Regions from separate parts of the Homo sapiens genome. Here regions 1 and 2 are each linked to region 3. A link is a loop called in an ENCODE intact Hi-C map of the cell type or tissue named here. Cell type or tissue: IMR-90. All regions are shown on one strand. Each heading gives the region's core, and the rest is flanking DNA. Links, peaks and the distances in the headings are about the cores only. Region 1 overlaps ASCC3 (activating signal cointegrator 1 complex subunit 3). Region 2 overlaps MCHR2-AS1 (MCHR2 antisense RNA 1). Region 3 has its middle 15 kb from the start of SIM1.

Evidence for each region. Peaks named below come from ENCODE experiments on the same cell type or tissue, not always from the same donor. Only the 100,000 strongest peaks of a DNase experiment are listed, where the experiment ranks them.
Region 1: it touches region 3 in a loop (3-fold over the local background); 21 of 110 quality-filtered maps call a loop at or near these places.
Region 2: a loop joins it to region 3, with 9 times the contacts of the local background. A loop is called at or near these places in 34 of 110 quality-filtered maps.

Annotation. Positions count from the first base shown.
Region 1 is chr6:100,658,101-100,669,185 of GRCh38, forward strand. It overlaps ASCC3 (activating signal cointegrator 1 complex subunit 3), which reads right to left. Exons shown (of 42, transcript NM_006828.4): 15 at 4,245-4,436; 16 at 3,706-3,930. Among named protein-coding and RNA genes, the nearest start is that of SIM1, 200 kb to the left of the region's middle. In IMR-90, for the core only: a CTCF peak has its summit at 6,380 (motif pointing left); a DNase peak (open chromatin) is centred at 5,321.
Region 2 is chr6:99,996,683-100,007,767 of GRCh38, forward strand. MCHR2-AS1 (MCHR2 antisense RNA 1) reads left to right here. Exons shown (of 3, transcript NR_038384.1): 2 at 4,112-4,314. Among named protein-coding and RNA genes, the nearest start is that of MCHR2, 8.0 kb to the left of the region's middle. In IMR-90, for the core only: a CTCF peak has its summit at 5,425 (motif pointing right); a DNase peak (open chromatin) is centred at 5,429; H3K27me3 peaks cover 1,733 bases.
Region 3 is chr6:100,474,683-100,485,767 of GRCh38, forward strand. No RefSeq gene overlaps it. Among named protein-coding and RNA genes, the nearest start is that of SIM1, 15 kb to the left of the region's middle. RefSeq lists a silencer at 8,051-8,345 and an enhancer at 10,011-10,120. In IMR-90, for the core only: a CTCF peak has its summit at 4,955; no DNase peak of the experiment used is centred there; H3K27me3 peaks cover 502 bases.

The DNA of each region.
Region 1 (11,085 bases), core at 3,528-8,527, 180 kb after region 3:
GAGGTGAGACATATGTAACTAACTACAATGACATATATAAACCCACCATCCATTGTGCCTAGCACATAATACCTATTCAAAATGCTTTTAAAGAAAAACATCTAACATGACATTTCTAAAAGTGGCATTAGTATATAGTGTGATAGTTTTATGCTCTGTTAAATAAAAGAGAAAAATAAAATCCCCCACGAATTTGGTAATTTAGAAATAAGACTCAATATCACTTCATATCTAACTTTAGTATTTAAGGTTATCTCAATTGTTTATTTGAATATGTATTTTTAAAAAATTGTTGAAATTATATAAAAACTTAAGCAAATACTCTAATCATCATGAGTATGCATGCGTGTGTATATATGTATATATAAGCTAGTAAATATATATAAAAACTATGCTACTATTCATTTATTTATTTAACTAAAATTTCAGTGCTGGCAATAAGTATGAATGGGGCTGAATATCAACAGACTATCAGAAAATGGTAAGTGACTCTATCATTTACTGTAAACTACCTTGGCACAGGCATTTCTTAAATTTCCACAACAATCCAGTGACAGTATCTCTATTTACAAGTGAATAGAATAACAACAGCTTGTCTAGGGCAGAAGATCTGTGTTGGAGAGTAATTGTAGCCAGAATTACAAGGTCGTTCAGATTGTAGAGGCCTTAAATCCAAGGACAAGGTGTTTACCTGACATTCTACAGAGATGAGATGAACTCCGTATAAAAAATGTATGTAGTATGTAAAGTGAAAGAAAGATTAATATAGTTTTGAAGAACAGACTATAGGGAGCTGGCACAGAGTATGTACTCAGTAATGTCTGATGAATAAATTTTAATAAGCCTCAGTATTTCTCTGTGTAAAGTTAAGTGACTTTATATATGGATGGGACTTGTGACCTTTCAGCATTAGGATTATTTAGTCAGTCTCATTATGCATCGATAAGCAAATGTGCCTCATAACATGTTTGCATTGAAATTATAACTTAATATAATAATTTCTCCAGTTCTCCTAAACTAATAGTCAGAATTGATACTCATGATATCAAAGATATTAATAGAGGCAACATTCTTAATCTAGCACGACTCTAATGTTGATTAGTGCAACTGTACAGTCTTGCAATGATTTGGGGAATTTAAAGACTTAAAAATTCATTACCTAAAGAACACAGCACATATTCATTTTATAAACCAATTTCACACTTGATTTCCACAGATAGCCAAATTTAATTTCACATTCAACAATAATTTAAGAGTTTGTTTCCTTAACAGGAAAATTTATTTTAATAGGGAACTATTCCAATAGATTAGAATATGAGCAAGTTAGTTCAACAATGGCTATACTTCACCATATGGGTGAAAAATGTCAGGATATATGTTTTATTATTTAAATACCATTTACATCACTAAATGGAATTATGCTTATAGCTAGCTGACATTCCTGAAAATCACACATTTAATAAGTACTTTATAAATATTTGATAAATTTATGGGCCCTAATTTATTTTTAATTTCTCAGGGCTTGATCAAATAGTTTTAGTGATGCTATTTTACAGTCCCTAAGAAAAAGAGTTACTTGAAGAAAAAAGCAGTATTTTACTGACTTTGTGTCTTCTGTATAATATTGCCAACTTGTGTTTATTTTACCAATTACAAAAAGCTATTAAGGACATAAGTTTACTGAGATATAGTTTTCCTTGACATGCATTCATGCGTTTTAAGATATCACTTCATATTTAACTTTAGCATTTAAGTCTGTTCTTCAAAACTACGTTAATCTTTCTTTCACCTTACATACTACATACATTTTTTATACAGAGTTCATCCCATCTCTGTAGAATGTTATGCAAACACCTTGTCCTTGGATTTAAGGCCTCTACATTTGAAATATAGTCTTCCTTGACATGCATTTCATGACGTGCATGAAAGAACCATGCCTTTTACTGTAAGTCAGAAAAATTATGGCTACCATTTTGGAAAATGTTTTTAATAGAGGCCTGAGAAGAGGGCAAATGCTATATATTAATATAGGGAAATGTATTCACCTTTAACTTACTACATTTTATATAAAAGAAATCTAAGCTATAATGAAAAGTCTAGGTTTAGAGTTAAATAGATCTGAGTTTGAATACTAGTTTCAAAAATTATAATGTAGTGACCTTGGGTCAGTTACATATCACTCTCTGGATAATATCTCCATAGCAGCAGTATTGAGAGAATAAGATAATGTACGTGAAGCACTGAGCAGAGTCTCTGGTATACAGCAGGTCCTCAGTTCACTGCCACTATCATTTTATATTAAGAGACTTTGTTCTGTACATTAGACACTGTTAACCCAACACGTAGTTATTTAAGCCACACAATTACAGTAGCCAGTAAGACTGAAATTGAGCTATCATAATATTTCCTTTGGATTCAAATTTTATTTCTCAGTTTTCAAAAATGTTCTTGTAATTTTGCTAATAGAAAATGAGGCCTTTCATGCTTTTCTCTCTAACCGTTATCTTCTAAAACTTATCCATTCTTTGAATGACTGTCCCAATTCTGGCAGTGAATACTCTCCAACACAGATCTTCTGCACTAGACAAGCTGTTACTCTAACTCACTTCACCTAAAAGTCCCAATTTTCTCATAAAATAAAGATACTCTCACTGGATCAAATTTTACCACATTCATGAACCAAGACTTTCCTGATAGCCTGGGAGAAACCTATTTTCTCCTTCTGCTGAATCCTTCTACAGAACTGTCTTTCCAACATTATTGCACTGTGTTTTCATGTCTTTTTCTCCCCTTTTGGAATATACACTTCTTAATAGAGAAAATGAAATAGTAAGTGTGTTTTTCATTCTCTAAAAAGACTTATCAATAATATGAATGGAATGTTAAATGAAATTTGTATAAGCTCTTTAAGAAGTACCTAATATAGGACTTTGTACAAAATAAGTAGTATTTGATTACAAATATTTCAAAGTATTCATTTACTTAATATTTATATCCTACCTACTTTCAAGTATTGTTTGAGTCAACTTTAAAGGTATGAAAGAATACTGAACTAGCAAAGTGTTGAATACCAAAGCAATAATTTAAAATGTCACAAAAACAGTCAAACCTGATTTTAATGTTCTATACATATACTCTAAATTTTAAGAATGTTTATTTTCTTTACCAGTTAAGATGTTACCTAGGCTTCCAGGGTCTGCTATGTAAATCTTAACACAAAAGTCACACACACACACACACACACACACACACACACACAAAACAAATGATCATAATCTAGCTCAATCACATTGTGTATAACAAAGTTAATCAACTGACCTAATAGAGCTAAAAGAGTTTTATAAATTTCATTAAACCTTTAGTAAAAATTTCATTTAAAACTTTGCAAAAGTGCCATACAAATATTAATTATTATTGCTATTTCTGTTTCCATATTTTCTATAGTCTTTGTTAGATTTCTGGTCTCTAGGAAAGCCTCATAGTTTAAAAGTATGGTCTTTTAACAATAGATTTTTATCAGTTATCATTCTATAATCCTCTGAATTAATCAACAATAATGCCATTCACCCTGTTTTGTCTTATAACTTATATGGCATAGGCTGTAATCCTAAACACTACAAAACAGCAACCAACTCAATCTTCATCTTTCTTGGTCATTCTTAAGGCTGATGATTCTATTCCAAACTTTTACTCATTAGATCTTACCTCTGCATTTAGGTTATCTGCAAGGCTTTCCAGAAACTGACTCTCAATTGGGTTTCGTTGAGTGAGCAAAGTGAGGTAATGGCTGAGTTTATCATGCGTTGTTATAATTATTCCTTCCCCAAATTTGTCAAATTGTGGTCGTCCAGCTCGACCAAATATCTGCATGACATCTAAAATTCCAAGGTCAACAAAGGAGCCTCTTTTTGCAGCATATATTTGTGTTCCCTAGATGAGGAAAAGTTAACAAAAATTTACATAAACACACACAAATATAATCCTGATGAACTGAATACTGAAATTAGGCAAATATGGCAAGATCTCAAAAGTGTACTTTAACTAATCCTTTCATCATCTGTGATAGAGTAAAATTTTCACAATATAAACTAGATTCTTATTGGAGAAAATAATTCTGACCTTTTATAAATAACATTCAAAGTCAAGGAAACAGCCAAATCACAATATTTTTCTATGTAAGTCAACCCAGAGCCTTGCTTTAAGACACACACAAAATCCATTTATCAAGGAAGGTAAGCTCTTACCTTAATAATAACAGCATGGGCGGGAAGATTGACACCCCAGGCTAACGTAGCTGTACACACTAGGACTTTGATATGCCCATTAGAAAACAAGTTTTCAACTAAATTTCTGTCCTGCCGAAGCATTCCTGCATGATGAATACTAAAACCATCTGGGAATAATTCTCGTACTTGCTTATTTCTCGACCTTTGTACCTAGATACCAAGAAAGCGTAAGAGTATTATTTAGCATTTAAAAGCAATTGTTTTTAGCATTTCTGTTGTATGAGTTCATCAAAGAAATCAGAAAATTATTTTTAAGCATCTTAAGGTATTACTAGGTCTTAGTATATAATGCTTTATATAAAATCATAAAAAATAATGTTACCTATCTTAAAAAATAGGTAATACCAAAATATATCACAAAATTCAAAAGGAAAGAGGTGAAAAGCAAGTGTCTCTTTCATCCAGATGTCCCTTTTTGCAATCAATCAGTATTACCTGTTTCTTAGCCTTCAAAATATACACTATTCAAAATAAAACTAAATCTCAGTGGCTTCTCAACTCCTTAAGAGTAAAGGCCAGAGTCATTACAATGCAAGACTATGGAAATCAATCTCATCCCCTTACCTCATCCACACTAGCCACAATGGCTGGCTTTTCTGAGTATATTTTCCAACAAGTCCATATCTGCTTCAGAGCCTTTACACTTTTACTTCAGACCCACTGCCTTTGAGGACTTCTCCCTTCTTATTGAGATCCCCATGATGCTTCCCCTATGATATTCCTCATTGCGATAAGTCAATAAACCCAGCTTTGTTCACCTACAGCTGTGTTCTTGGTGATCTTTGATAGCAAAGCATTGACCATCTGTTTTAGCTCCTCAACTATAGATGTGCATTGAGTATAGAGGAGTCCTTCCTTATCTGTAGTTTTGCTTTCTGTGGTTTCCATTACCTGAGGTCAACTGTGGTCCAAAAATATTAAGTAGAATATTCCAGAAATAAACAAATCATGTTTTAAGTTACATGCTCTTCTGAGTAGCATGATGAAATCTCACACTGTCCTATTCCATCCAGCCCAGAAAATGAATCGTCCCTTTGTCCAGCATATATAAGCTGTAGACATTTCTCACCCATTAGTCACTTAGTAGTAGGCTTGGTTATCAGATTGACTGTTTAAGTATCACAGTGTTTGCAAGTCACCCTTATTTTACTTAATAATGGCCCTGAAGCACAACATTAGTGATGCTGGCAACTTGAATTTGCCAGAGAGAAGCCATAAAGTGTTTCCTTTATGTGAAAAGGTGAAAGTTTTCAACTTAAGGGAATAAAAACGAAATTGTATGCTGAGGTTGCTAAAATCGATGGTAAGAGCAACAAATCTTCTAGTTGTGAAATTACAAAGAAGAAAACAGAAATTTGTGTTAGTTTTGCTGTTGCACCTCAAATTGCAAGTTACAGCTACAGTGTGATACATAGTTAAGATGAAAAAGGCTTTAAATTTGTGGGTGGAAGACACGAAAACAAAAACGCACTTAATTGACACCAATCAAGTTAGTTCACTAGTATCTGTGGTTTCATATCTTGGAAATATACCCCATGGATAAGGGGGGACTACTGTAATAATGTTACTTCTGGTTCTGTTCTTTGGCCTAATCTGAGCCCAGAGGTGAGATTTAGTATACTTATATGTCACCTGTGTAAGTGCTGTAGCAGAAGGTCTTAAAAGACTCACTGAAGATTCACTATACAATAGGCAGAATTTTTAAGAAAAATTAAAGACCTTAGATTAACATTTAAAGAAATGTTTATATAGTTAAAGCTTCTGTTTGGCCATCACATCATGTGTTTATTTGCTATTGGTCTCAAAATCTCATTATCAATTCATGAGCTTCTTTTTGAACAGTTTTTTCCCTACACTTTTTACTTAAGGGCTGGATAATGGCAGGGAGTAAGATTTCAGGGGACTGGGGTTCCATTCTAGACTTTGCCATACTGATTATCTCTCAGGTCACTTAAAATTTTAAACTTCTAAGTTAATAATATTTAACTAATAAAATTATCTAAGAAAATAGTATTCCATGAAATCTGCTTCAATTATAAAACCAAAAGTAATGCATTAACAAACCACACCATCTAGTGGCCAACCAAGTAAATAACAACTTACACATTTTGAGCCTCTTAAGGGTCCAAAACAAAATACATATATAAACATAACAAAAGAGGAGAGCTTCTTAAAGTTTCAAGGGGGGTGTATTCTTACTTTATTCTTATGCAGTGCAGTCAGCCTGTTAGAAATTATTTTATACATATACTTTAGGACTAATTACACTTGGATCTCATTGCCTCAGCTTTCATCTTTTCAGACAAGCAATATTGTTACTGTAATCTTAAAGCAGCTCTTATGAATATGGAAAAAAGTCCAATTGTGGTGTATTTGCTAAGAGCTCCTTCAGAGGCTAAAGGTAGGGAGAGGAGAAACATTTCACTTACTTCATTTCTTTTCTAATATTCAAGAGTGGATATTCAAAGCCAACAGAGGAAACTAAAACTATTGGTTGAAGGTGATATTCAAATCATATTGCTGGATTGCTGTTTGGTTTTAGGTTAAGTCTGCTTTCTGTGGGCTCCCTGCATTGAAATGTTCTGCTGTCCTTCTTACAAATAGATTCCTTAGTCAAACCCCATTTGAGGGAAGACATGGCTAGGACTGCTGTGGCACCAATGACACAGTAAGAAGTTAAACAAGGGAAGTATGTATCTGTGATAGAGATGTTTCTTATAAAGTAGCAGGTGGATCTTGGAGTACTGACATAGTACCTCCCACTTGATCACATGGGTTTCACATTCAACCAGCATCAGTGGCCAGTTTCACATTCAACCAGCGTCAGTGGCCACCAACTTGGTATATCTCTCTGGTCTCTGTGAGGAACTAGGAGGAGGTAGGAGTCACTTCTATTTCTATTCTTGCATACTCTGTGCATTTTTTTTATTGGTTCATTACAGACTTGAAGTGACAACAATCAAAGTAAGTCTGGGTTTTTTATTCTTAACTATCTTTGAATCTGAATTTTCCATCTGTGGTCTGCCTTAGCTCACAACAAAAATGAACTGGAATCTGGCCGGGCACAGTGGGTCATGCCTGTAATCCTAGCACTTTGGAAGGGTGAGGCAGGCAGATCACGAGGTCAGGAGATGAAGACCATCCTGGCTAACATGGTGAAACTCCGTCTCTACTAACAAAAACAAACAAACAAACAAAAAAAAAATAGCCGGGCATGGTGGCATGTGCCTGTAGTCCCAGTTACTCGGGAGGCTGAGGCAAGAGAATCACTTGAACCCAGGAGGTGGAGGCTGCAGTGAGCCGAGATCACATCACTGAACTCCAGCCTGGGCGACAGAGTGAGACTCTGTCTCAAAAAACAAAAAAAAAAGAAGAAAAAAAAATGAACTGGAATCCCTGGAGATGAGGCCCAGGGATGTTCCTCATGTGATTTTAAAAATCATCATAAAGCAAAACTATTTTTCCACTTTTAGTGTACACATCTAAGAATTTTAAGACATATTTGTGTTAGATTTGTGTAGCTACCATCATAATCAAGAGGAGTTTCTCCACCTTAAAAAAACCCCCTCATGCTATTTCTTTATAGTTAAACTCTTCGCAACTACTACCACTGTACTAATCTGTACTCCAACCCTATAGTTTTGTCTCTCCAAGACCACTATATAAATTGAGTCAGAAAGCTTATAAACTTTTGAAATTAGTTTCTGTCACCCAGATTAATGGCTTTGAGATTCATCTAAGTTGTTGCATATATCAATATCTCATTCCTTTTTATTGCTGAGTAGTATTCCACGGTACTACAGATGGGCACATTACAGTCTGTTAATCGGACCTCTCACTGAAGGACATGGGGGTTGTTTCCAGTTTTCACAATTATAAACAGAACATTTATAAACATTCATGTACACTTTTTTGTATATATTAATATGATTTCATTCCTCCAAAGTAAATACCAGGCATGAATCTTACGGGTCACATGGTTAATGTATGTTTACTTTTATAAAAATGCCAAAGCATTTCTGGAGAATTTTAACATTTTGCATTTGCATCAGCATTGTATAACAGTTCCAGTTGCTTCCCATACTTGCCAGCTTCCCATACATTATATAATTATTATTTTTTATTTTAGCAATTGTAACAGGTGTGTGGTAGTATCTTACCATGGTTTTAACATAAGTTTCCTTAACAGTTAATGATGTTAAACATCTTCCATGTTCTTGGATGTGCATATCTAATCAGCTCCTCAAGTGATTCTACTGCACACAAAAGTATAAGGAGCGAGTTTTTTACAGAAGGATATTTGCAATGATGTTTTTATCCACCTGTGTTATAATACAGCTGTACAATTTGACCTCATGAGACTATTTAGTGCTAAGCAACCTCGTATTTGTTATTGTACTAAATTATTTACATTCCTAAGAAGAGTACCTCCTAACAAATTTATGAAACATGATAGTCACTAACAGACAAAAAAAAAGCACTGTAAAGAATCAAAGAGAAGATCAATAAGAAACATGTATTTATCATATATTAGATCCTAGGAATTCAAAGAAATTTAAGACAAAATCTGAGCTTTGGATAATTTGCAGACTGGTAAGGAAGACAGACTCATATACAAGTGATTTCTATTAAATATAATGTGTTTATGATAGAGGTACAGGGACCAAGATGAAACTTTGTTATTTATGACATGATATTGTCATTTATGACAAAATTATGTCTTATTTACATTTGTATCGCTAACATTTGGCAGGGTGCCTTCTTCATACTGATACTACACATTCCCTGAATGAATGAATCAGTGATCTGATAGTTTGATCAAAGAAGTCTTTACAGAAAATGTGAAACGTGAGTCTTGAAGGACAAGGGATAAACTGCTAAATGGGGAAAGGTAGGCAGCAGGATATATAAGTACCTAAGCTGGGAATTATTAAAGAGCACACACAGTGTGTTTGGAGGGCATTCTGTTCAGAGGGTGTGGGGCAAAAATTAAGAAAATTAAGCTAGAAAAAAGGATTGGGGTCAGGCTTTACATTGTCTTGAACATAGGTGGAAAAGGAGCCAATTCAAGTTTTTAAGCAGTATCAGATTTGTTCTTTAGAGAGGTAACTTCACAGTTGTGCTAAGACCAGAGCAGGTATCGGCCACTACAGCAATCTGCAGAAGATGGAGGCAGGGGAAACAGAAATAACCAAACAAAGTCAAGGTTAAAGTTGGCTAGAAAGTAACCAAGACTGGATGACTGTCTAGAAAGGGGGATGAACATGACATAAAAGAAAAGGAGTTAGAATTGTTTCAAGCTAATCCTTATCTTGGTGCACTGAATATACGATAAGGTAAACAGAATGAGGAGAGTCAATGATTGCCTTTAACTTAGGTACTAAGAAGGTCAGGAGTAAATTATGTTTTGCGCATGAGTTTGAAGTGATCCATGGATAAAGACTTGGGCTTTTCTTCTAAATAAATGGAAAGCCACTGAAGATTTCTGAGAAGGAGAGAAATAAGGGAGACCAGTTAGGTAATCATTGGTAGAACCAATGATTTAAAGATTGTGAAATTGAGAAAAAAAATTAACACTCTTACCTTAAAAGAAAAAAATCAAACAAAAATAGACAGTGGCCATTACTGACTAGAGAAGGAGCTGGCAAAATATGTGCCAACTACCTGTTTTTGTACATAAAACTTATTGGAAAACAGCCATATCAATTTGTTACAGATTGTCTAAGGCTGCTTGAGCTACAACAGGAGGGCTGAATGAATAGTTGTGGGAGAGATCATATGTCTACAAGCTTAAAATGTTTACTACCTGGTCTTTAAGTAAAATAATCTGTATAGCTGTACACAAGTACAACAGCACAAGCACAAGACCCAATATCAGCAAAACGAAAATATCACAATTTGAAAGAATATGAAAGAAATATACTACAGTTTAAAAGAATCAGAAAAGAGCACTTTGTAAAATTCAGTGCATTTCACTTAAACTGTTTGGAATGGATGATTTTCTAGGAAAATATTGTTACTAATATTTAACCTAGAAGTGACAGAAAACTCTAAAATGATAAAAATAATGAAAGAAAATTTAAGAGTTAAATTTAACAGCTGGGCTTTCAAATTTTTAAAGATGAATTAATTCTAATGCTATTAAGAGACTCTAGAGGACAGAAACAGAACACTTAAACTGATTCTACAAGCGAATATAATGGCACTGATATTAAAACCTGACAAAGCAGAAAAGTGAATACAATAACAATATCTCTCTTACAAATATTACTCTAAATAGTAAAGAACTTTAGAAAACAGAATTCATCAATGCATTAAAACAAAATGCCACAACTAAGTACTCTTCAACCCCAGAATGCAAGGGCATTGTACTTAATATGTTAACATATTTAATAATTCAAAAAAGAAAGAACATTATGATCATGTGCAGACATTGAATTTTGACAAAAGGCTACATTCAGTCCTGATGATTAGAGATGACAATATACATCTGAAACTATGCTTAATAGTAAACATACAGAGTATACTAATTAAAATTAGGGAGTAGGCAAGGTTGTTTGGTATCAGTCTATTGATGTTCTAGACAATACTAGACATGAGAAAAAACGAATATAAATACTGAAAAGGTATAATTATAAATTAATTATTTGTTGTAGATAAAGTGTTTATTTAGAAAACTGAGTACTGACTAAAATATACTAAATAAAATAAAAGAATTTGGAAAGATGATAGTCTCAAAAATTTAATATTTTTATAAAAGTATTTCTTTTATGAAAACATTTTTCTTTTCCTTAATATT
Region 2 (11,085 bases), core at 3,065-8,064, 480 kb before region 3:
CTATCAAAGCATCTGATTCCCTCCAAAATCCTTTGCAGAATCCTGACTGAGGCTCTCTAGGAAAATGATCTCTCTCTAAACTGAACCCGCTGTGTCCATATTGACTCTATAAGCTGAATTTTCATTGAGTTTTCACAACAGAAGGGATTTTAAAGACCTATTAACAAGAAGAATTTCTGCTAGGAATCTAGTAGTGGGTTCCATTTAGATTATAATATTTTAAATTGTCTCTCAGGCTGCAGCATCTCAGGAAATTAGCCTGAATTAGGAAATTCTCAGAAAGTTAGTCAGATGTCATTTTGTGCCCACTAACATAAGCATTGCATAAAAAGCAGTGAGATATTGCAGTGTTTCCAAAAGTGTGTTCTGTGGAGCACTAGTTCCATGAGATGATCCATAAACAAAGAGTTTTGTTGTGAGACAATTGTTGGTCCTAGCTCTTTAACCCCTCCTTGGATCCACTCCTTGCAATGGCCTCACCATGGATGGAGCATATTTCATCACTCCCTGACTTTGGGCTTGGCTATGTGACTTGCTTTGTCCAGTTGAATATGGATTACAGACACAGTATGACAATTTTAGGAGTAGGACTTAAGAAACTTAGTGCATTTTCACTGCCTCTTTTGTACCTCTGGCATTGTCCAAGAAGAACATGTCCTGGCTAGCCTGCTAGGCCAAGGAGGATGAGAGAAGCATAGAAAACACAAATTCCCAGGCCTGCTGCTTGAAGCAGAAGTGTTCCAGTCAAACTTCAGCTCTGTGAGAATACATGAAGATTGTTCTGAGACACTGAATTTTGGTGTGGTTTGCCATCTGGAATTATTGTGGCTGTAGATAACTAATATAATAGTCAAAAGAGTTTGGGACACATATAACTCCCTCTTCTCAGAGTCATAACCCACATTAATATATTAAAGGCTCTGAGAAGGACTGCATTATTTCATTACTTCCCAAACTCATTTCATTTTTTACCTTTATATTATAATAATATTATATAAAATATACACTTTAGATTAAAAAAAAAAAAACAAAGAAGAGCAGTTTGCCTAAGTCCTAAACTTGCTATTAAGAAACGTGGATGAACTCTTAGAACAACTGACAATGATTTTCAAGCCTTACCAATCAATCAGATTCATAAAGTTTACTTACTAGTAAATCCCCATTTACCTTCTCATGGCTGCTGAATTTCACATCAGTGACTTGTCTGGTATGGCTCTAAATTTCTAAATGAGTAAGAATTATTTTCCACTTCTGGTGCTAGCCAAATTTCAGAATGATTTTATAATCAGTATAAAGAACATTCATTTTTTAAGTAAATGACCAATGAATTATATTGATCAATTTTAATTAAATTCTTTTTTTCAAATAACATGACTAATATTTGCTATTAAAATTACTTAGCAGCTATGTTGGTGTTAAAAATGAGAATGAATAACCTAAAATACTGGCTGATCTCTTTTTCTCTTAATTTTTGAGAAATGGGGAGCACTTTCAGGAGAATTCTTTTTCAAGCTTAGTCACAATGCCAAGGCTTGGGACTGCTTTCAAGCACAAAAGAAAACACATGGGTTTCAGGAAACATATAGAAAACACCTCCTTTTTCATTTAATTTGGTAACTATGATGCATTGTTGATATCTGTTTATATTCCCTAAGGGGCCTTGGCCTGTGCTTTCATTTCAAACACAGGTGCTCATGTTCAACACCATTGGCAGTGATGTTTGTACAAGAATTTATTTCTTTCCAACTTCTTGAAGAATGGTCATAGCTTATCATATAAGCTGTCTCAGTAAGCATAAAACATTATGACCTGGAATGTCTTAAAACAAAGTGAAAAATCAGTTGACCTTTTATACTTTTCTTCCTTCTTCTAAGTGGACTTCTTTCTTCTCACTATATTTGCCCCTAGCTGGCTGGTCTATGGTAAGGTGCTATCTATTAACTAAAGCGTTAGTAAAATTCTTTCATTTTAAAAATCTTTCATTTTATAAGTGGTACTTTTAAAAGACATTTATTTCCAATAATAAAATGCTTGGAGAATTATTCCAGATACTAGGGGTACAAAGATGAACAAGATATCATCCCTGCCAATGAGGACCTTCAAATCTTGTGGTGAAAATAAACACATGAATAGTTACAGTGCAAATGAAATGAAAGTATGATATGCATTCTTAAGATAGAAGTAAGACATGTTAATTGAGTATTCTTAAAGTAAGTCATTTTTATGAGTTTGCTCATGTTGGCTAGCAGAATTGTGATGTGTTAGTGAGTTGAGGTATACAGCCTAGTTTTTATTCTTTGAAAAAACATGAAGGGTGCTTTACCTTGGGTTCTAAGAGAGACAATCACCACGATTCACTGTGAACTACTGCCTTTAATATTTGGAATGAGAACTACATACTCTACTAAACAGTTTTCCTAAGCCTAGTTATAGATAATAAACTATGTATAATATAAATAGAGAAAGTGGATGTTAATATCCAACTCCATCCTTAGGAATTATGAGAAACTTTGAGGAAACAAATTTAAATGAACTGTCTTTGGCTTAATCCACTCTGTATTTCTCCTGCTGCATCAGGTTCCGTAACCCTCTGCTATGTCTCCAGTGCTTCTTGGGCTAAGGTAGAAATACCAGGGCTGGTTTTCAGTCTCAATTAATTTGCACAAGTTTCGCTTTGGCTTCAGAGTTTATAGGGATAATTACCTCCCCAAATGCTCTGGGAAATGCATGCTCTTATTACAAGGGTTACCATATATCTCAGTTTATCTGGGACAATCCCAATTAATGCCTACTGTTCTGGTGGGACTATTAGTTATATCTTATGCCAGTGTAATGGATTAACGGGGCAGCCACCTATTAGTCCTGCTCACCCTGTGGGAAAGGGATGGGAGTGTTATAGTCTGCTCCCTTTGTCTTTGAGATAACAGCTGAAAACAGAGCAGAAATGTGGGTGCCATGAAATTTCCTGTGTGCACATTAATATCTTTCTTGGGGGGCAGTAGCTCAGAATTCTAAGGTTTTACCATTTCATGTCCCCATCAAATTAGCCTCATATCCTTTACCTCCCATGCATTCATTCTTTGAGAGTGAAATGTTTAAATGCCTGCATTTAATATTTACATTTGTTTTTTGAATTATTTTTGAATTATAATGATTTATAAATAATTTATAAATGACCTTCATTTTACTGGAATAGATATTCAGAGAATGATTTAATTTACTCAGTTTTAGTGTAGCACCACCATAAATCCAAAGGGAAATTGAAGAGAACTCACTGGTTTACTGTTTCTCAATCTTGGTGAATTTCATCTCTTTATTTCAAAGATACATTGTGTCCTTGTGTATTGAGTAAAAATAGCTCCACTATCTAATAACAAAGGCATACTGTATTTGACAAATTCCAGATTATAAAACATGTTTATAGTGGAATTGATAAAATTCATAGTAGCAGTACAGTAGGGAAGACAGATCTATGTAATGGGTCTAGGTATGGATTGGAATCAAGTCTAAAGGCCCCTTGTGTAAGTTGTGTGCTTTGAGGGAAGTCATTTAATGTTTTTGAGCCTCAACTTCATTATGGATAAAATGAGGAAGTAAAACTTGCCCTACCCACCTCATAAGGCAACAAATGTGATTAATGTAAAAATAATTTATCCAATGCAAAGCACTATGTGATCATAAGTGGTAGCAGAGAGCTCTGTCCTTCAGGCTATTTAGAGGTATTATACTCACAGAAGAAAAGATATCCACTTGAAAAGTGAGATTTCGTAGTCTATCTCTCTTTCCATTGGCAGTTCCATTCCCCCTATACAGACTAAAGCTCAAACAAGTTCAAGCCAACAAGAATTTGTCAGGAACTGATCAGGATACAGCAATGGGTTTGAGGTGGGCAGAAACTGCTAGTCAATGGGGCATTTCAAAGATGCTAGTGTTTGCAAATTCTGTACCACTGGTTCCTACTCTTGCCAGTGCCTGAACTTGATTTGGTTATAAAGATAAATAAGACATGGTTCTGCTCTAGGGAGCCCACAATTCAATGAGGGAGACAGACATACACAAGTTAATTTCAATATAATGTAATAAAGAGTATAATTTTTTTTTTCATCTTCAGCTGACAAGTTTATTTAATCCCTGAACCTGGATCCAAGGCATCTCCCTGTAGAAAACATCAGACCGGGGCAGAGATTGACAAAGCAACCCAAAGCAGCAGCTGCCAACGGCCGCTGTGCCCACCTCATCAGCAGCTAAAGAGTATAATTTTAAAAAAAGTCACAGAAGAATGTGGAGACACTTAGCAAAACGGACTCTCATAAGGTAAGTTTAAAGAAAGATTTCAGGTGCCAACGATATTGTGTATGTCTGAAAGCCTTCTGTAATGATCATTATGGCACAGTTCTCAGGTGTAACAAAGGGTCAGAGATTACACCTCCTTGCTCCTAGCATAAAAATAACAACCACAGATTTTGTTGTAGAACACACCAGTGCCTAATACCTCATTCGGTCAATTACTTGCTACATTTCTGAGCTTCAGCTTCTTCATCTGTGGTGCAGGGGTAATCATATCTACCTCAGTCTACTGGAATGTCAGCTCTACAAGGGCAGGGACTTTGGCCTCTTTTGTTTATTACTGTGTCTCCATCACTTAGAACATGGTAAGCACTATGGATGTTACCTTATATAGGAAGTACTTACCTGGCCCATGGTAAGTACTCAATAAATATTAATAGTTGTGGAATTTGTTTTGTAAATGAAGGTAGCTATTCATCTCCCAATCACCATTTTTTTTCCTAATTTTAATGAAGATCCACAGTAGAGTCAAGGAGATATTGGACCAGGTCCACTGGTTTACTCTTTGCTTCTCAATCCTGACCAATTTCACCTTTTTGTCTTTCAAGTATGTATTTCAAAGGTACATAGTGTCCTCGTGTATTTAGTAAAAATGGCTCCATTACACAAGACACAGGCAAAAGGCAATGGACAGACCATGCTCATGATGCTTCCCCGTGTATATCCATGTGGTCTGCCATGCTGCAATGTCCTTCCCCGTTGAGAAATTTGCAAGGATCTGAAGACTCAGGTCTGTATATAGAAAGGGTATCATCAAATATGCTTACTTTTTCTGTTTTTCAATGTTTGGAGTCTCTGTTTTTATAAGTGTACAGTTATTCTGAAAACAACCTTTTCCCAAATTGTCAGAGAAAAAACTGTGACTATGCTAGAGTAGTTCATCCATCAAGCTACATCCTTTAAGTACTTTCTCATCTAAAGGATTGACAGATTGCACATTTCACTGGAAAGCTGTCACACAAATATTTCCCTGGAGAGTTGGTAGCTCCAGAGCTTGAGAGTCGGATCTCAGAACGGCAAATACCTCATTGAGAACTAGCTCTAACACCAAATGCAGTTCTCCCGACTGGCCACTTGGTGGCAGTGCCAACTAAGTGCCAGCTCAAGCCATTAGATTGCACACAGGCATGTGATTCCTAACTTCTATTTATTCATTCAAATTTTAGGACCTACAAGTGGTTTTTGGTCAATCACATGGGCTAAGGCAAACTTTGCTTACTGACAAAGAGACTACATGACAATTTTAAAATACATTTCTTACCCTAATTTATGACATTATGTTAGGCCCCCAGTTAGGATACACCTGAAAAGGTGAATAATGGCAATTTCCTCAGTGTCTTTTAATAATCTCTATCTTGACATTATACATAGGTCAAACATAATCCAGGTCCTATCCCAGAACTGGTTATTACCCTGAACTTCTCCACCTCATAAATCTTAAACTCTGTTCTCTGACCACAAACATCTATCTCTCCCTCTTTGCTGTTACAGCAAAGGTGTGCTTTCTCAGAGATCACAGTCTCTTGAGCCCTTCTCTTTTTTCCTGTTTTCCATGTTCCATAGTCCATCCTGCAACCCTTCTGTGTTAGGGTTCTCCTGAGAAACAGAATGAATAGAATGTAGATGGTAGATACATAGATTAGATTAGAGCTAGATAGATATAGAGATAGATAAAGACTTATCATAGAAATTGGCTCATATAATGATTGTGGAGACTGAAAAGCCCCACGGTCTGGCATCTGCAAGCTGGGAACCAGGAGAACTGGTGGTGTAACTCCTGGTCTAATTCCTTAAGTCCGGAGAACCAGGAGCTCCAATGTCCAGGGGCAGGAGAAGACAGATGCCCCAGCTCAAACGGGGACAGTGAATTCACCATTAGTCCACCTATTTGTTCTGTGCAAGCCCTCAATGAATGGGATAATGTCCACCTGCATTGGTGAGGGCATGGGCTCACTGCTGCACCTCTTTTGCTGTGAAGTGAGTTTCTGGATCAGAAACAATGCTGTGTGGAAAACCATGATGGTGGATAAGGCATTCTGTGAATCCACAGATGACAGTTTTGGCAGAGAAGCATTGCAGGTGAGAAAAGCAAGTTTGTATCCAAAGTAAGTTTCTATTTTAGTATGGACAAAACACTGCCCCTTCCATGATGGAACTGGTTCAGTGAAATCAACTTGCCTCCAGGTAGCTGGATGATAACCATGGGGAATGGTGTCATATTGGTGTTCAGTGTTGGTTTCTGCTGCTGGCAGATTGGGCACTCAACTGTGGCCATATCCAAGTTGACTTTGGTGAGTAGAAGTCCATGTTGCCGAGCTCATGCATAACCACCATCTCTGCCATCATGGCTACTTTGTTAATGAGCCCATTGGCCAATGACAGAAGTGGCAGGAAAGAAAGAGACTGACTGGTATCCACAGGACAGGTCATTCTATCTACTTGATTATTAAAATTCTCCTTTGCAGAGGTTACTCTTTGGCAGGCTTTCACATGGGACACAAATACCTTCATTTTTTTGTTTGTTTGTTTTTGTTTTACTCATTCAGAGATGTTTCCTCTCTGTGTGTTGGCTCATTCTTTCCCAGGCTCCTTTGACAACCCTTTAAGTGTTGCTGGAATTCTTCCTTAGACTTATTTTCTCTCTATACAACCCCATGTGACCTCTTTTATGGCTTCAATTATCAATTATATACTGAAGAATATACTCCTGAAACAATATCTCTAGGCAGCTTGTCTAAACCTGAACTCCCCATTCCTTCATGTTTTCTACCAAGTCTTTTATTTTATTTTTTTAGATGAAGTCTTGCTCTATTGCCCAGGCTAGAGTGCAGTGGCATGATCTCAGCTCACTGCAACCTTTGCCTCCTGGGTTCAAGTGATTCTCGTGCCTCAGCCTCCCAAGTAGCTGGGATTACAGGAGTGCACCACCACACCCTGCTAACTTTTGTATTTTTTTGTAGAGATGGGGTTTTGTCATGTTGGCCAGGCTGGTCTCGAACTCCTGGCCTCAACTGATCCGCCCACCTCGGCCTCCCAAAGTGCTGAGATTACAGTTATTTACCAAGTCTTCTCATCCTTTATTCTTCATCTCATTAATGGTTCTGTTAACCACCTCGTTATCAAATTGGAAACCTAGAAGTCATGCTTTACTCCCTCTCTCTCACTTCACACATCTATGTAGGCACCAAATTCAGTTAAATGTAGTACCTTTACATCTACTGAGATAGTTCACTTCTCCATCTCCATAGCCACTGTCTTAACTCAGGCTGTCTTCATTTTCCCCCATAAATTACTGAATAAGTTGCTCATTCCTTGTCCCAACAAACCAATTCTCCAAACTCCTGCAAGAGGGAATTTCAAACAGGAAGATCTGATTTGCTTAAATTCATTTTTGGTTTTTCATATTGTTCAGCATAAACTCCTAAGCATAAAGTTTTGGAAATGCATTCTGAAAAAGTGAAACAAATGACAACTTTCTGAAGCTATTGGAAACTTAGATAAAATGTTTAACATTACAGAGAAAGTATTTGTTTTGTGGTAATGACATGAATTTAAATTTTGGTGGAGCAAGGCTTTGTGGTAAATATAACATTTGTATTAATATAAAAATCTATGGAGAAGAAATAAATTTGAAGCTGTTTGTCATGTACGGATAAACCATAATTGTATTCAAACAAACTATGATATCATATCTGTTAAAATAGAGTCTGTAGTTGTTGCAGTTTAAAGAGTTTAACATATCTTACATGGTTAATGTCATAAAATATTTGCTATGAAGTTGATGTTGAATAATAAAACAAGCTTTGACATGGCAAATTGCACTTTATCTCTTTTCTTCCCATCATCAATTGAATTTACAAGTGTTTTAGCCTTTGAAGAACTACTTTGCAAATCAATGTTAATGTTCTACAACAGCGTTCAACTTTTTGTAAATGAGCTTTTTAACCTTTTAGTATATTAAAAAGTCAACTGTACATCTATCAATCATTAAACCATTCTGTGAATGTAATGCCAAAAAGTCAGCTTTGGCAGCATTTACTGAGTTGAAATTATTAAAAAGAAAGCCTGCACCCAGATCCCAGATGTTGCTTTCTAAATATCATTCTCCAATAAAAGCAACCAGGGGTCCTTAGAGAAATGGTTGATGTCAGCAACTCTCAGTTTCGGCTAGGATTGGAACAGGGAAAATATAAGATGAGCTTGAAGCATTTGTAGCCCCAGGAAGCAAGGAAGAACCCCTAAAACAAAGGATAAAGGCATGCCGAAGGGACTAAAGAGCCAACCTGAAAGAGCTCCCAGTGGCCACATTGGAATAATTTGAAAAACAAAATAATAATAATGTTGGATTATTACTGAAAGCATAGTATGATTATACATGAATCTGCACTGAATACATATATACAGTTCCCCTGGAATGGAAGTATAATTCCCTCCTCCTTGAGTATGGGCTGGGCTTCATGATTTTCTTCCAAAAATAGAGCATGAAAAGGAAGAAAAATAATAACTTTATTGTAGAGAAACCTGGCAAACACTACCTTCAGCAAGTGATCATGGTTAACATCACTAGTGCTATGGTATGTTGACACCATGTGATGAGGAAGGCATTTCACCTTTGTGGTATTCTCCCAATCCCATAACTCCAGTGCACCATAAGAAAAACATCAAACAAAAATCAAAGAACATTTTATAACATATCTGACCAGTACTCTTCAAAACTATCAAGGTCATCAAAAATAAAGACAGACTAAGATGAGACTAAGGAGATATGATGACTAAATGTAATGAGGTATCCTGGATGAGATCCTGGAACAGAAAAAGGACGTTAGGGAAAAACTAATGAAATCAGAATAAAGGGTGGAATTTAGTTAATAGCAATGTACCAGTGTCGATTTCTTAGTTATGACAAGTGTACCATGGTTAAAGCATGATGTTAACAAAAGGAGAAACAGGGTGAAGGATATACAGGAATTCTTTGTACTACTTTTACAGTTTTTATGTAACTCTAAAATTATTCTAAAAGAAAAAGTTGATTTAAAAAAGAAAGCCTATAATATTGAAAATGTTAAATGCATTAATCCAGAATTTTGGGAGGCCAAGGTGGAAGGATCACTTGAGCCCAGGAGTTGGAGACCAGCCTGAGCAACATAGGGAGATGCCATCTCTACAAAAAAATTTTAAAAATTACCCAGGCGTGGTGGTGCACACCTGTGGTCCCAGCTATTCAGGCAGCTGAGGTGGGAGGATCACTTGAGCCTGGGAGGTCAAGGCTGCAGCAAGCCGAGATCACATCACTGCATTCCAGGCTGGGTGACAGAGCGAGACCCTGTCTCAAAAACAAAAACCAAAAAACCTTATTTCTACAAAACCAAGGAGAAACTGAAGAAATTATGGGGAACTCAAACAGTGTGTACAGGAATAAATTTTGAGTATCTTGACTTGTAGAAAGAATATTTTGATGGAGCTCCAATTTTTAATTTGATAATTTATATTGACGTCTGGAATTGAAAGATATTGAGAACTCTTAGATTTTGCAGGATTTATATTTGGCAAAAAATTCAAAAGTATATAAATTCAGGCTATGTTTTTTTAGAAGTTCTTTTTTTCCTACAAAATAATTTGTCAAAGAAGTTGTACTCTGAAGGAAAGCAAAAAGCAGTGCTTGTGACAATATTGGGGTAAAATATTTATACATTTCAATTAGAAGAAATTAGATTTGAGACTATTCTTCATAACTGGCTCCGAGTTTGCCAGGAACCTCAGTGCCTATGGAGAGAACATACTATCAAATAAAAAAATAGAGAAGTATCAATTTCGGATGTTAACAATTTCAAATGTATTAACCACCAAAATAACACTTTGCAGACTACAATTTGATGAACAAATTAAAAATAATAAGATGCTTATTGAAAAAACTGCACTCTTCAAGAAAATACTAGTAACATATTAGAGACAGATGCAGCTAAGCAACTGAATATGCATCACAGTCATTGTTTTGTTTATTTCATTTTTAAAGCATTCAGGTAGTCAATATAACAAAATAATTTTAAAAATTGTTTAAGGTGCATGAATGTATGTTATTTTCAATTTTTAGAAGTAATTTTATTTTTTAAAAGTTTTTAATAGAACTGCCAATGTAATACAATAGGACCAATATAGTAAAAACACAATTTGTTGCTCGATAAATATTTTAATTATGTAATTTTCATGATTGTGTTAGCATATTCTCTTTCACTCTCAAACACACTTTCACGTGGATAAATTCACTTAACATAAAGATATCCTTGAGCAGCCTGCAGACAGGCAACAGTTTCTTATTCATTGTTGTACCTTCAGCATCTAGCATGGGGATATTTAATACATGTTTATTGAAGGGATGAATAAATCAATGTACGTTTTGCCCTGCAGAGTGTTCGATGGTGCTGCTACTAATGAAAGGTAAGCAGTAGCAAAGCTTGACATGAATGCTTTTCCTTTTAGCAGCATGTGGACCTTTAACACCTGGGTGAACCCTAAACAGGTGGTGCATGGTGGAAACCCAGGTGCAGAGCGGAGTGCCTCATTCGTCTCTCACAGCTGCTCCCTCCTTTTGGGGTTCCTATAGCCTCAACTTTTTTTCTTTTGAAGCTTTTAAAATCTACCAAAAAATTGAAAGAAGAATATAGGTAACACCCATGTTTCTTTCACTTCAGAAAATTAATAATTTTATACTGTCAAACATGCACTTAAATTTTCCTAATT
Region 3 (11,085 bases), core at 2,073-7,072:
TGAAAGCTGGCCTGGATTTCTTCTTGAAACTTTTTTCTTCACATTTATTTATTTTTTTTTTTTTTTGAGAGGGAATCTCGCTCTGTCGCCCAGGCTGGAGTGCAGTGGTGCAATCTCGGCTTACTGCAAGCTCCGACTCCCGGGTTCACGCCATTCTCCTGCCTCAGCCTCCCGAGTAGCTGGGACTACAGGCGCCCACCACCACGCCTGGCTAATTTTTTGTATTTTTAGTAGAGACAGGGTTTTACCGTGTTAGCCAGGATGGTCTCGATCTCCTGACCTCATGATCCACCTGCCTCGGCCTCCCAAAGTGCTGGGATTACAGGTGTGAGCCATCGCGCCCTGTCCTTTATTTTTTCAATTTGGAAATAATTATGGATTTACAGGAAGTTGCAAAGAAATGTACAGGGAATTCTGGTGCACGCTTTACCTTGCCTGACCCAGTAACATCTTGCGTAACTACAGTATGTATAAATACCAAGAAAGTGACATTGGTACAATTAACAGAGCTCATTCAGGTTTCTCCAGTTACACTTGTACTCGTGAGTGTGCGTGTGTGTGTGCCTGCGTGTGTGTATCCGTGTGTGTGTGCTCATAGACCTATGCAGTCTGATCACATGTGTAGCTTAGCTTAGTGTACCATCACTACAATTAAGATACAGAATTGCACCATCACCACAAGACTCCCTTATATTACCCCTTTATAGCTACAGCTTTCTCTTTCCCTCCATCCCCATCTCTAAACCCTGGACACCACTACTCTCTTTTCCATTGATAATTTTGTTTCAGGAATGTTATGTAAATGGAATCATATATAATGTAACTTTTCGAGATTGGTGTTTTCACTCAGCACAACCTCTTGAGATCAGTTCATATTGTTTCACGTATCAGTAGTTCATTCCTTTTTATTTCTGAGTAGTATTCAACGGTATGTATGTTCTACAGTTTTTTTTTAACCGTTCACCCTGTTGAAGAGCATTTGGGTGGTTTCCAGTTTTTGTATATTATACATAAAGCTGCTATGAGCATTGCTGTACAAGTTTCTGTATGAACATAAGTCTGCATTTCTCTGGCACAGATGCCTGAAAGTACAACTGCTGGGTGGTATGGGAAGTCCATTTTTGGTTTTAAAAGAAAAAGTAAAAGTATATTTGTGACTGTACCACTTTACATGCTTACCACCATGTATGAGTGATCCGTTTTCTCCACATCCTCACTAGCATTTTATTTATTTATTTTTTTGAAATCGTGTCTCTCTCTGTCACCCAGGCATGCTGCAGCCTCGACTTTCCAATCTCAAGTGATCCTCCCACCTCAGCTTCCCAAGTAGCTGGGACTACAGGCATACACCACCACGCTTGACAAATTTTTGTATTTTTTGTAGAGAAGGGGGTGTCACAGGGTTACCCAGGCTGGACTCAAACTCCTGGGCTCAAGCAATCCAGCCGCCTTGGCCTCCCTAAGGGCTAGGATTACAGGTGTGAGTCACCGTGCCTGGCCAGCATTTGACGTGATTTTTTTTATGTTAGCCATTCAGATAGGTCTGATATCATTGTGGTGTTTGTTAGTTTACATCTTCCTAATGGCAAATAGTGTTAGATATCTTCTCATGTACTTATCTGCCATCTCTGTATCCCCTTTGGTAAAATGTCTGTTCTTGTTTTTGTTCATTTTCTAATTGAATTGCCTGTGTGTGGTTTTTTACAGTTGAGTTCTGAGATTATATATATTCTTTGTTTGATTTGTGATTTGCAAATATTTTCTCCCAGTCTGTAGTTTGTCTTTTCATCCCCTTTACAGAGTCTTTCACAAGCAAAAGTTTAAAATTTTGATGATGTCCAATTTTTCTATTTTTTTTTCCTTTTCGAAACTTATCTTTAAAAAGCAATAGGACAACATCATCCACAAGGGAATGACTCAGTGTCAAAACTACAGCTTTTTGAAGCTATTTCACCATTGCAATGGAGAGAGGAATGGCGACTCCAATTCAACAGATATTTATGAAAGATTTTTTCCAGTGAACAAAACAGCAAAGATCCCCACCCATGTGGCATGGAAATTCAAATGGGAGAGGTAGGCAACGAACATAATAAAGTTAATTACATAGCAGGTAAAAGGGTTGTAAATGCTCTGGGAAAAGAAAAAGAAGAGCAAGGAGTATAGGACGCCGATGGGGGATGTTTGCAGTATTGAATAAGGGTATTGGAAGGGCTTTACTGAGAAAGAGAAATTTGAGCCAACTTGAAGGAGGTGAAGGAGTTAGTCAAGTGGATATCAGGAAGGAGAGGACTGCTAAGACCATAATGTGGGGTGTGCCTGGAGGATTCATGGAGTAGCAAGAAGGTCAGTGTCCATGGCAGAGTACAGATGGGGAGGAGGAGAATGTAGGAGAAGAGAATGTAGGTGCAGATCACATAGGCCCTTGGAGGTCATCATAAGGATTTCACGAAGTGAAGTGAGGATACGCTGCAGAATTTTGAGCTGAGGGATGAAATGATCTGACTTGTTTTAACAGGGTCACTCTGGCTGCTGTGTTGACAGTAGTTTGAAGGAGGGCAGAACAGAAGCAAGGAGATGCGTAGGAGACTACTACAGGGATCCAGTGCAGGGGTAATGGTGGCTTCAACCAAGTGATAGCAGAGTAGGTGGTGAGAAGTGGCTAGATTCTGGATGTATTTGAAAGTAAATCTAACAGAGTTTTCGGTGAAATGAGTGTGTGGTGAGAGAAAGCAGGAGAAGGAAGACTTCAAGATTAAAGTTAAAACATAGGCCCAGGCGCAGTGGTTTACACCTGTAATCCCAGGACTTTGAGAAGCTGAGGTAGGAGGATCACTTGAGCCCAGGGGTTTGAGACCAACCTAGGCAACATAGCAAGACGTTATCTCTACAAAAAATAATTTTGTAAAAATTAGCCGGGCATAGTGGTGTGTGCCTATAGTCGCACCTACTCAGGAGGCTGAGGCAAGAGGATACCCTTGAGCCCAAGAGTTCAAGGCTGCAGTGAGCCATGATTGCACTACTGCACTATAGGCTGAGTGACAGAGGGATACCATGTCTCAAAACAAAACAAAACAAAAGTTAAAACAGAATAAAAGTGGCCCACAGTATAGGTTGTGAATAGAAAGTTAATGAGAGAGAGGGTCAACAAAAAGGCAGTTCAGCCTTTGTGGGAGTTAATTTAACAGTATTTTTTTTAAATTCAAAATGCATATCTATGCTTTGGTCCAACAATATTTTTATTTTAAGGAATTTATCCTTCAGAGATATTGCACATGTACACAGGTATATGTAAAAGGACTTAACTACAGACCTATTTGTAATAGTGAGAAACAGAAACAACCTAGACATCCACCAGTAGGGAAGGGAATGGTTTATATATTATGGTACATTCAAACTATAAACCCCATGCCACGTTAAACTGCATAACATAGGTCTAGTTAAAGCTCTCCAAGTTATATTGTTAAATGAAAAAAGCAAGCAGCAGAGTACTACATGAATTGGGCAAAGAAAATTCTCTCTATATCCACACTTACGTATCTACATATATGTAAATACTTAGGGATAAGCCTGGGATGATACATAGGAAAATCTTCAAAGGAGCAAGGAATGCATGGAAAAACACATTGTACCCTCTTTATACGTTTAAACAGGCACTCAATATTGTTTTAATTAAACACATTTAAATGAGTATACTATATCAAAAGTTTTTAAAAGTAGGGTAGAATAACTATTTCTTGCCAGGTGCGGTGGCTCACACCTGTAATCCCAGCACTTTGGGAGGCTGAAGCGGGCGGATCACCTGAGGTCGGGATTTCCTGACCAGCATGGAGAAACTCCATCTTTACTAAAAATATAAAACTAGCCGGGTATGGTGGTATATGCCTGTAATCCCAGCTACTCGGGAGGCTGAGGCAGGAGAATCTCTTGAACCCGGGAGGCGGAGGTTGCAGTAAGCCAAGATCGCGTCGCTGCACTCCAGCCTGGGCAACAAGAGCAAAACTCTGTCTCAAAAAAAAAAAAAAAAAAGAATTATTTCTCGTTAATAAAGTCTTTTTTTTTTCACTCTGTCACCCAGGTTGAACAGTGGTATGTAATCATAGTTCACTGCAGCATCAAACTCCTGGGCTCAAGTGAACCTTCTACCTTAGCCTCACTAAGCAGCTGGAACTGCAGATGTGAGCCACCAAGCCTGGCCACTGTAAATTAAAGTCTTCACTACTTTCCTTAGAGTCCCCAGGGGATCCTGACCCTCACTCTGGGAAACAACCCCCCTTTCACGATTAGGGAGTAAGTGTTGGTTAGCCAGGGTGAAGGGCAGAAATGAGAGAGTCCAAGGTCATTCTATTTACAAAGGCTCTGGAAGAACCACTGGGGCTTTCCTGTGAGTGATACACCCCAAAGAATTAGTTATTCCTACCCCCTAATCCTGGATCACTTTGTCACTTTCTGCCTTATGTTGAAGTAGCATAAAGTGGCAGACAGAGACAGTACCTGGACTCTAAGGAGCTGGGCTCCAGTCTGCCGCTCCCCTGGTGTCTCTGAGCCTCTGTTTTCTTATCTATGACATCGGGGACAACAGCAAAAGTCAGATGAGAGATGTTGCTGGAAGTGCTTTGCAGGTGGAAGGCTCCCAGCTGTCAGCACTCTCAAGGCAGGGATGTGTCTTTCCCACTCTAAACCAGGGTGTGCTATGTTGTAGGAACTCTGAAATGGATCCTGAATAAATGCATCTGGTGCAATTTCATGAGGTATTCTTGCAGATGAATCAGACTAAGTATCTTGTGAGATTATTACATGGTTTTTTTTTTCATTTAAAATTTTTGTGAGAGTGTTGTTTCTGGATCCATTTAGATTTCTTGTTTTCTTTCTTCAAATTTCATTTTCATCTCCATTCCAAGTGACATTTACTTGCAAGGGCACCCAAGGACAGAATGACAGCAGTACAAGTTTGCCACCTATAGGTGGACATTTTCATTACAAGTGTTTTTCTCTGACCCAGACAGTGGTCTAAAAACACAAACAAAACCCAAAAACTAACAAAAAACCAGTCATGCACAAAACACCCCTGTGACTTTCACTTCAACCTTACTCTTCACATGTTTGCTTTCATTATTCCCGTAAGTGTTGGTATGAATTAGGGTCACCAGCAATGATTTTTGTAACTACAAACTGGTATAACTTTTGCTCTATAAAGATTTGTCTTAAATGTTTTATTATATTTCCTGTCTGATCAAGGTAGATTGGATTTGACATAAATGTTCTATCTCTTCAGAAAATGAACAAAAAACAGATCTAGATCACTCTGCCTCACTGCATGTAATACAAGTAAAAGCATGGGCCTGTGCAGGTATAAAATGTGACACAGACTCTTGAGTAGTGCTGGCCAGTGGACGAAGGAACACAGGACTTGTTTTATATCTGAGCTCCATCCGATCATGTCCTGACACCTGAGCATCCATTTGCTCATCTATAAATTAAGTGCTGGGACTGAATTTTCTATGCAGTTCCTTCTAGCTCTAATAAGCTAAACTCGATGGGCTGAAGTAATTATAATAACAATGATTTCTAGCATTTATTAAGGTCTTACTAGCTGTCAGGCCTGGGCTAAGAATTATCTCATTTGATCTGCGTGGTAAACCTATTAAATAAGTGACACTATTACAAGTAAGAAAACTGAGACTGAGGGAAATTTAGTAACTTGCCCCAAATTATAAGAAAATATGTGCTATGGTCAGAAGTTGACCAGTGACTACCTACTGCGCCCATCATGACTTTAGGCGCTATAATATATATCCAGTGAGTGCCGTTCCCTTTCATATAGTCCCTTTGGAAGCCCACCCAGATATTCTAATAATATTGCCATTACTATGTTTGGATCACTGTTTTGGACACAAAGTAGCCCACACTGGTGGGCTATTTTTTTTTTCTAAGAGACAATGTCTTGCTCTGTTGCCCAGGCATGGCATAATCTTGGCTCACCCCAGCCTCAGCCTACTGGGCCCAAGTGATCCTCCTGCCTCAGTCTCTTGAAAAGCTGGGACTACAGGCACATACCACCATGCCCAGCTAATTTTTAAAATTTTTTGTGGAGACAGGATCTTGCTATGCTGCCCAGGCTGGTCTCTAACTCTTGGTCTCAAGCAATCCTCCCACTTTGCCCTCTCAAAATTCTGGGATTACAAGTGTGAACCACCATGCCTGGCCAAGGCGAGCTAATTTGAATAAAACAAAAAAGCTGGCCTTACTGATGTTTGGCCATCTCCAAAATAAGCAAATGATTAAGCCAACTGGTATTTTTCAATTTATCTACGTCCAATGTATGCTGAGCACGTAATTCTTCATACAGATGGAGACAAAGGCACAGGGTCTGTAAGACAGGATATGCTGTGGGGTGAAGATGTGGGGACTACCAAAGGTCATAAAAGGGAGCCATCACCCAGGGCATAGTGTGCCTCAAAGGAGGAGTGGAGCGTGGGCAGGTCAAGGCTTGGGGTATGGGAAAGTGGAAGAGCTGGGAGAGTGCAAGTAGGTTTAACCAGAGAAGAGAGTTGGTTGCTGGAATCAGTGAGAAAGAATGCTGAAGTCTGGGGCCCAGTGGAGGAGGGCCTTTTGTGCCAGGCTACGCATTATGAAATGCCTTGAAATCCCTTGGTAATGAGGAAATGATCAGTGCAGGGGTCTTGGATGGCCCTGCCTGAGTCTTCATCTCATCTCTGCCCAGCAAGTCCCCTGGGTGATGTTCTTTACCCTCAAGGTATTAGCCATCACCCTACTCCATGGTTGCAAATATTTCTTTTTGGCTTTGAGCCCTCCGGATACTCCAGACCTGTGTTCATATCGCATGCTAGACACATCCACTAAATGATTGTTTTCCTTAGGGCCCTCAGATTCAGCATGGGTGGGCACATACAACTAATATGTCCCTCCTGGTTTTCCTATTTCAGTTCATGGTCTCAACTTGATCAAAGTCAACAGAATCAACCCCTGAATGACATCTTCAGATCTCCCATCTTGCTCCTTTCCTAGACCCCACCAATCCCCAAGTCCAGTCATCGGTGCAGCTTCCCTGGTTGGAGCACACAGATTTTGGAGTCATACAACGAATTTGAATTTGAATTCTGACTCTATGTGGCCATATTATTAGTTGTGAGGCCTTTGCTAAGACATGTAATCTGACTGAGCCTCATTTCATCATCTGTAAAATGGGTAAGATGCCGATCTACAATTTAACCATAGGAATTATATGAGATACCGATATAAAAGAACTCCTTCCCCTTCAGATTCATTCTCTACCCTTTCTATCCTGCTCTATGCCACAGACACTGAACCCATGCAGGGACTCCAGAGGGAAGCGGGGTTCCCTTCAGCTTCTGGTTGGGTTTAACCAGTGGGTAACCATTGAGAGATGGGGGAGAGAAAAGCTGGAATGTTCATTGCATCATCCTCTTCCTGCCATGGCTTTTACATGATCATATTTTTCTAGGCCTTGACTTTGGTGGGCATTCCCTCTTCTATAACTATGGCTCTCACCAGTTGAGGGAGTCCATCTTTCTCCTCTTAGCCTTTCAGACCTGGGTCAAGATCTTACTTTTGCTAGTCCCTCAGTATTTGGCATCCTTTGGTAATATCTGAATCCTGATCCACTTCTGTATACAGTTCTTTTATTAAACTATTTTCAGTTAAATTTTGTGCATATGCCCATCTGTTCCTGCTGGAATCTGGCTATGACAAGGTGCAAAGGGCCTTTTGGAGAAAATGATTTGGCAGCAACCTGCAGGATGCAGGATGGATGACAAGGATGATTTCCACCTAGTGAAAGAGTACCGATGAAGGACTGGGCTATGAGGGGCAGCAAAGTGAGGGTGGAAATGAAGGGCAGGTGTAGATGTACTTTCTTTGCTGTACAGAGTGCCTGCTCTTGCCACAGGCTACCTTGTCTAGGTGACATGTCTGTTTATTGTCTGCTTTCAAAGCCCAATACTACTTTTAAGTAATCAAGAAACCAAAAAATAAATTTGAGGAATTGAACACCTGATGGGCTCTCATAGCTCCAACAAAGCTCTAATCTTGTTTAGCCAGCTCCAGCCCTGTCCCAAGCCTGGTTGTAGCTGATCTTGTGTTTAATCAGGACTATAGAAGTCTCTGTTTCTCTCCCACCAAAAGCAAATATTTACCTTTCGTATTCCCATAACACTTCACAGAAACCCTGATTTAGAACTGACCATGTTGACTTTGAGGGCAAGGACAAACCGTCTGGGTTTGGCTTTGGTCCCCTAGTCCCCAGCATGCAGAGCCAGTTTATTTTACCCCAGCTCTGTGGAAGCTCAGTTGAGTGTCTAGGTTGAAGAGTGGCTGGAGTAGGCATGGATGAGAATAAAGGGCAATGAATTGCAAGCTGTGGCAAAACCCATGTCCATGGTACAGGAGGAACCTGGTGGACCTGTGTGCTTGCCCTTGTCAGAATGTTACAGCTCACAGGGCAGGAGGGGAGATGCCTTTCTCACCCCAGCTGCCTGTATGCTTCTTAGCCCTTAGCATAATTTTGACTCTGCAGAGGTGCACAATAAATGTTACATTAGTAAGTAAAAGACATCATCCAGTTTATGCTCTTGAATTGGCCAAAAGATTGTTTCCAGAAGAGAGACATTGGAATGTTTTATTCTGGAAAAACAGTTATACAATTTTTGTTGTGTTATGTTTCGTTTTATTTTGTTTGAGACAAGGTCTCACTCTGTTGCTCAGGCTGGAGTACAGTGGTGTAATCACAGCTCACTGCAGGCTTAAATTCTGGGCTCAAGCGATCCTCCCACCTCAGCCCCCCAAATTGCTAGGACTACAGGTGTGTGCCACTATGCCTGGCTAACTTTTTCACTTTTTGTAGAGATGGAAGTGTCCCTATATTTCCTGGGCTGGTCTTGAACTCTTGGCCTTGGGTGATCCTCCCACCTCAGCCTCCCAAAGTGCTGGGATTACAGGCATGAGCCACCATGCCAGGCCAGCTATACAGTTTTGAGTTTTATCTTCTTATCTCGTTTAGGGATTGTTAAGAATAATTAATAATATACACCTTTATTTGGGCAGGATCCATGATGGGTTCATCAATGTGTTCCCTTAGGGCTTAGAGTATAGTATACATTCATAAATTCTTGAATTTATTGTTGTTAATTAATTTCTTAGACTTGTCTACTCTTCCCCACCACCTGCAATAGAACATTTGCAGTTTTTCATCTGCCTTTTGAAGTACCTAACACAGATCCATTCCCCTGAGACATAAGGAGCTCATTATAAACCCCGAGATGTAGGTAGAATGGCTTAATCTAGGTCAACTGGAGAATTAGGTAACTCAGTCAGTACTGAGTGTCCGCATCTCACCAAAGATGTCAATCTATGGCAGACACTTTTCCTATCACAAACTTGCAATTTGGCTTAAATGAGACTTTCCTAACTGAAGCATATTTTGTACTTCATTCTCTTACTTCTGGCTTCACCTGCTTCCAACCCACCTTCTTCCTCTGTAGCAGAGAAAAAGCCTGCCCTGGAAAATGTGTGGCCACAGCAGGAGTCATCGGGCAGGACCCACCATTGCACCCTCCACATCCAGCATGGATTTTCTCCTCTGTCTTTTCCCCTGGCTCTCACTGACTGCCTTTCAGGACTAGGAAATACATTGTAAAGACTGCTCTAATTGATTCCTGGATTAAAAGGGATGGTCTGAGAATGCTGTGATAATCTCAAGAGGAGAGTGAGACCCTGTCCCAAGTAAACGCTTTCCTTTTTGTTTTTCATGTTTTGATCTTATGAGCCTTGACTAGGCTCAGTTAAAAACAGTGGCAGCCTCTTCAAAGGGGAACACCAAGCCCTTTGAATGGGCTAATTCTGCTCCAGGTTCCCGCCATCTACCCGCCCTTGACAAGCGCCAGTAGAAGTCAACAGGTGGTTGTCCAAATATAAATGAAAAGGCTTAACTCTAAAACATCGCTGTCTGAGGGGATTTTTAGAAGACTTTACTCTGTGGTTTTGGCAGTGACCGTGTGTTTCTTTGCCAGCACAAAGAGAAATTTGACCTGTGTCTCTCAGGAGTTAGAGATTTTCATCACTGCTGTCCCCACACTAGACCTATCAACCCCTTCTCCACCCCAACAAATCAGGAGACTCAAAGAAGAATAGTGAGGAGAGAGAGAAAGAGAGAAAGGCTGAAGAAACAAGGGATGGAAACGGTACAGGAATGCTTAGTGAGTCTATATTTTATTCCGTTATTAAAGTCACATTTGTATGTGTCAAAAACAGGATATTTTGATGTGTGAGCAGAGTGGGAGGAGAGGTATTTTGCAAGCAGATTTCTCTCAATAAATTTTTCTTTGTGCTGACAATACAGTGACAAATTAGTAGAGTTATCTATATAAACAATGTGTATTTAAGTTACCACCAGCTTGTGAAGCAAAGATTGAGAAACAAGCAACAGAGGAACAGAGGAGGGAAGGCCCACAGGGTGTGATATTTCCAGTTATCCTGAGCCTTCTTTGGTACTTTCCCTTTCTTAGGCAGCCAACCACCAGAAAATACTGACTCCAGGCAAAACTCATTTTCCAGGGCAGATTCTGTTCTGTTTCAAAGTTGCAGCAAACTTGTCAGTAGAATGTGCTATATACAAATATTATTGAGAACTTAGGGATTCAATTCAGAATCTAACTTTATATTCTCCAACTTCCTGAGCAAGTGATTCACTTGATACTAGTTTAGAAGAATAACTGTCTTCACTTTCCATTTTGATAAGCCATTCTGAGTGGTTAGTGATGTCAAATAACCACTGAAAGTGATAAATATGACACCTTTTCCTAATCTAGAGGCACAAAACTTTAATTATGTAAATAATATAAATGTCAAACTCAATTTACATATATTAATAAATTATATGAATTAAATAAAAATACTCAGGTAAGCATCAGTGACAAAGGTAAACACTCACATTAACAGTAGGTTAGCATGGCATCCATCGTCCTCCTTGTTCATGGGGTGGAAAACCTCTACCCCAATCCCAAAATATCAGGTTGGGTCAGTAGGTGGAACACTCACCCTTAGGAGCTG